Linked DNA regions of Homo sapiens: region 2 is linked to region 1. Evidence: chromatin loops called from intact Hi-C (ENCODE). Cell type or tissue: endothelial cell of umbilical vein. All regions are shown on one strand.

Region 1 (2,500 bases):
AGGTCAGCCTTGTTCTTCCTGAATTGCATCTACTAGTAGGGTCCTTTAGGGGTGCACTCTCAATTGTTATTATTATTTAATGATGGTTTAGTTGGGCATAGAACTTTAGTTTGATAACTATGCATCTCAAAGATATTAGTACACTTACAGTGTTGCTTATATCAATGTAATTATTGTTCATTTTGGTTAACTGACTTTTTGCTTATGAAGATCTTTGTCTTTGACATTTTGTTGTTTCATTACATTTTGTTTTGTTGTTGACACTAGGAATGAACTTATTTTTATTTTTCTTGATCAGGACTTTTTAAACTTTGTGAATCAGACAATTTATGTTTCAAAAATTTTAGACAATTTAGTCATTGCATCTTCAAATTTTGCCTCTTCCTCATTTTTTCCATGTTTTCCTTCTGGAACTTTTACTGGACATCTTTTCATTTTATCCTCTACATCTCTCCCTTTTTATTCATGTTTTTTGTCTCAATCTCTTTGGAATTCATGCTCAGAGCTATCTTCCAGTTTGCTAATGCTTACTCCAGTTGCATATTCCAACTAATGCTATTCCAGCTAATGTTATCTTCCAGCTTCCTTTGCTCTTTCTAATGCGTCAATTAAGTTTTCAGCTTCAATGAATATACTTTTCTTTTCTAAGCACTGTGTTTGTTTATTCCGTCAACTTTGCAGTTGCATTTTTCTCCTTTTTTTTTTTATTGTGTTACGTCTTTAATCATTCTAAAGATACCTGTTTTATTGCCTATGTCTGACTCACCGGAAATTCCTAGGTATCCAGTCATGCTGTTTGTGGTATCTGCTGCCTCTTGCTCCTGGTAGCTTGAGTGTTTCATAAATATAGATTGCGAATTTATCAACACTGAGCCTTTAACTGTGAGGATCCTGTGAGGCCTGGATCGAAGGTGTGATTCTGCAGCAAAGTTTTACAACTGCCTCCGTCGAATGCCCCATGGGTAGAAAACCAGGCTTCATTTTTACATGAATTGCTTGATTGAGAGTTCTTGAGCTATAAAAGATAAGCCCTGAATCCACGTGGGGGCAGGTCTTGATCAGGAACACTCAGGGCAGACTTTCTTTTTCCTCACTCAGAACCCAGACTGAAATAAACAAAATACCTTGTCATCTCCCTGTCAGTGGGTGGATTTATTTAAGGACCTCTCTATTACTGAAAATAGAGTCCTTCAAGAGTCCCCTACTGGTGTTTCAGTTCCAGCTCCCAGCCTTATATATGTGTGGAGCCAGGACCTCATCTGCCATCTCCACGCATGCATTGGCTCTGAGCTAGTGCGATGGCGCCCCCTTCCTGTCTCCCACTTCCCTCCCAGGACAACCGCAGGCTTCCTGTCTCTGTACTGCTCTGGTTTGTGACCTGTTTCAATTTTAGCTCCTGAACATTTCTTGTACTATCTTATAAAGTCAGTGCTTTTAAAAGTATGTTTTGTATATTTTTTTCCAACATTTCTAGATGTTTTATAATGGAGGCTCTACATTTTTCTATATTGTTAGAAATGTAAACTCTTATATATACTTTTACGAATAGATCCCAAAGAAGTTTTTAACTTGGTGAAATCATCTTGTTATGTGAAAATGTGGCCATCATAGCTGGCTAACATGCTAAAGAGGATTAGCCTTGGTGAACATGCTACTAACTCAAAAAGTTATAATAGGGTGCTTGAGATAATACAGGGGAAAGGTAATGCCTTTTGAGGGACTAGATAGTCAAGCAGAATATCGTAAACTGAAGGAATCTTGGAGATTAATGTATTCATTCATTCATTCATTCATTCATTCATTCATCAGTTACCTGATGCATGCCTATGACCCAGAAACTGTTGGGTAACATGCAGTTTCTTCTCATCAAGATCATCTTCTGTAGCACACGGTGAATAATAAACAGATGATTAAGTAACATAGTTATAGACGGTGATAAAAGCTGCACACTTTTAAGATGAAGACTGGGAGGCATCAGCCTCCATGAAGAAGTAACAGTTGAGCTGAACCCTAAATCATGAGAAAGAGTTAGCCATGAGAAGAGGAGGAAGCAGCACCTAGACGGAAAGGCAATGTGATTCGGTTGGCGGGCGGAAAGCACAGGAAACCCCAGTGAGAAACCAGAGCAGACAGAGGGTTCTGAGAACACAGAAACCAGCTTAGCCAGAGTTGGCCCTGGTGGGACTCTGATTATACCTTCTGTATTCTCCAGTCCTCACCCATCACATACCACTAATGCCCTTGACAGCTGTCCTATTCAGCCTTGTCTTTAAGCAAGCTGTTATCTACCACATCAAATACCTCCAAGTGCCCACATGAGCCATAAGAAGACCTAGAACACCTGCTTCTGGGGTATTTTAGACATCTTGCTCCAAATCCATAGAGCCTCTGCAATTAATGAAATTATCTAGGAGTTCTTGCACCTGTTGTTTTTATGTAATTCTGTCTGTGCTCACTCGAATAACTACTAATTATGTTCTAGCATAATAAATAAAAATTT
Region 2 (2,500 bases), 120 kb after region 1:
GAGACAAATATCTGCATTTGTCTCAGAAGGTCATTTCTGGGCAGATGAAATAACATGAATGTGTGTCTGAAGGTTTGAAATAGCATGATGAATTTGGGGAAATGCAAGAAATTACTGGAGCCGGTGGAAAGAGATGAAGCTAGAGAGGGAGATGACAGCAAGATCACAAAAGGCTTGTGTGTTTGCTAAGGAATATTTTCTTGAAAGCTGTGGGGAATCATGAAAGGGTTTCAGGCAGGGGAATGGCTCACATATCACCCTGGCCCTAGCAGGGAGCATGAAGTCGATTAAGGACAGCCTGGATGTGGGAGGCCAGGCATCTATGTCAGGGGTGGAGGGCCTTGAGAGGGGATCAGTAGAAGAGAAGATCTTGGACCAGGCATGAGGACAACTAGCTGGTAGCTTGCTGGAGCGGGAGGGAGAGGTTTTGGGTCTGGATAAGTTCCCACTTCCCACCACAGGTAAGATGGGAGAGGCTGAAGAAATGATCAGGTCTGAGGGTAAAAGATGAGTTTATCTGTGGACATGTGGAGGGTGAGATGCCGTTGGAGTATCTAGATGGAGCTGTTCAGTAGGCAGATGAATATAAAGTTCTGAGGCTCAGGGGAGAAACTTTAATAGGAGATACAGGTTTGAGAGTCATCCATCTGTCGGTGATGGTTCAAGCCACAGGTAGGAATGAAGTCAGTCAGGGAGAGGACATGGAATTGGAAAGGCAGATGAGCTTGCAGAATATCCCTGCTCAAGGGAAAGCAGAGAAAGAGGGGCCCTTGTAAGATTCTGAGAAGGAACAGCAGGAAGACTGGTCAGCAGTGGGGACTGGTAGTGTGGGAGCCAAGCAACAGAACGACAGAGCAGAGGTCATCACTTTAAACCTTATGGAGGTGACTGATTGCATGGGCTGGAGCTACTGTGCAGATTAATGGATGAAGCGTTGTCATCGGTGAAACTGCCCAGGCATAACCTATAGAAAGGCAGAACCTTGGGAAGCACCATTGTTAAAGGACTGGTGAAAAGAAACTTGAGTAAGAGACTGGGAAGCAACAGGCAGGGAAACAAAGAAATTCTCGAGAGCTTTTATGATGGAACTTAAGGCAGGGCAGCACATTCAGAAGGGCTGTGGTGTAAAATGGGGGCAGAGTAGTCAATAAACGTGCACTGAAAAGTTTCCGTTGGATCTGGCATTTGGGAGGTCATCTGTGACACCAAAGACAGTGTCAAAAGTGGTTCACAGCCCACATTGCTTGTTGTTTTATGCTTTTTCCCTTGACTGTTTTTGAAAGATCAGAGGAAGGCTTGAAACATATCCACAATTACCTTGAGGAAACAGCAGCGATCACTGTTTCCTGCTGGATCTGCCAGTTCTAAGGGATGTGAGCAATTATTCTGGTGGTATGTGTCTTGGACAGCTAACAATGATATAATTAATGGAGGAATTTCATAACACTCTGCTCATAATGTGTACATGTTTGATCAGCGTCTGGCATGGGTGTAAGCCATCCAGGCATTGCTGTTGCCACTACAAGGCAGACCCAGTAGGCAAAAGGTGGGAGTAGCTAGTCACCAATTATCTCCTTCTGGAGTCTGGTCGTTGGCCATGGTTAGGACCAGGGTGGTCTCTGGCCATTTCAGGTATGTTATTCCATGTTAAGTGTTGAGAACCACAGGCAGTTAGTAGTCCCTCCTTCTAAGACTCTACTAATTGCATTTATCTCATTGTGTTTCCAAGTTTATTTCACTTTGGGATTTTTTTTTTTTAATTATAAAAGCAATATATGGTCATTAGAAAAAGTCAATGGAGGCAAGTAAAAGAAAAGTCAACAGACTGCCCTTCCCACTTCCAGACTCTCCCTGCCCTGGTGGAGGGTTGCCAATGTTGGTGTCACACTGTATTGGGCTTATTTTTATGATAACCCTCTCCCCCTCTGTGTTATGAGATCATAGTGGCCAGAGACTGTCCCTCTTGTATTCATCTTTGCCTCCTTACCTTCTGCCACATGGCCTGACATAAATAATCAGGGCCCATCATATATCAGTTGCTTAAATAATCAGATAAATGAAAGAATGAGTGAATGGAGTGATTTTTTAGGCTTTGCCCTTGGGACCATTGTTTCCATCCCTTTCACTGTAATTTTAGAGATAAACTGGATACAAGAGGAGAGCACCATTTTTGTCACTTTTTGATTTGTAGGAATGCTTATTATATGGATGGTGCTGTGTGACAAGGTATGGGGTTTACAGCCCCTTTATCCTGCTAGAGGCACAGATTTATTGAATTATGTAGATAAAGTTAATCTCATTTAGAAACTGGTAGATGACTGGCAGAGAATAAATCAGAGATGATGGGTGTAGCACTTCCATGGAATTATAAGATGTAATATTTGTAATATATTTTAAGTTTTTAAAATGCTTCTTTTAAAGAACTTAAAATGTATTATAAATATCACATCTTTTAATTAGTTCTTATATTACTTCTATACAGTCTAGAAACTTACTACGC

The links. A loop is a pair of places that touch in the nucleus more often than their neighbours do. Peaks named below come from ENCODE experiments on the same cell type or tissue, not always from the same donor. Only the 100,000 strongest peaks of a DNase experiment are listed, where the experiment ranks them.
Region 2: a loop joins it to region 1, with 3 times the contacts of the local background. A loop is called at or near these places in 1 of 110 quality-filtered maps.

What each region holds. Positions count from the first base shown.
Region 1 is chr6:53,733,906-53,736,405 of GRCh38, forward strand. The region is part of intron 1 of LOC124901334 (a long non-coding RNA gene); the gene reads left to right. Among named protein-coding and RNA genes, the nearest start is that of LRRC1, 60 kb to the right of the region's middle. RefSeq lists an enhancer at 298-1,497. In endothelial cell of umbilical vein, a CTCF peak has its summit at 1,308; a DNase peak (open chromatin) is centred at 786; H3K27ac peaks cover 1,750 bases.
Region 2 is chr6:53,856,519-53,859,018 of GRCh38, forward strand. The region is part of intron 2 of LRRC1 (leucine rich repeat containing 1); the gene reads left to right. Among named protein-coding and RNA genes, the nearest start is that of LRRC1, 63 kb to the left of the region's middle. In endothelial cell of umbilical vein, no CTCF peak of the experiment used is centred here; a DNase peak (open chromatin) is centred at 1,343; H3K27ac peaks cover 1,316 bases.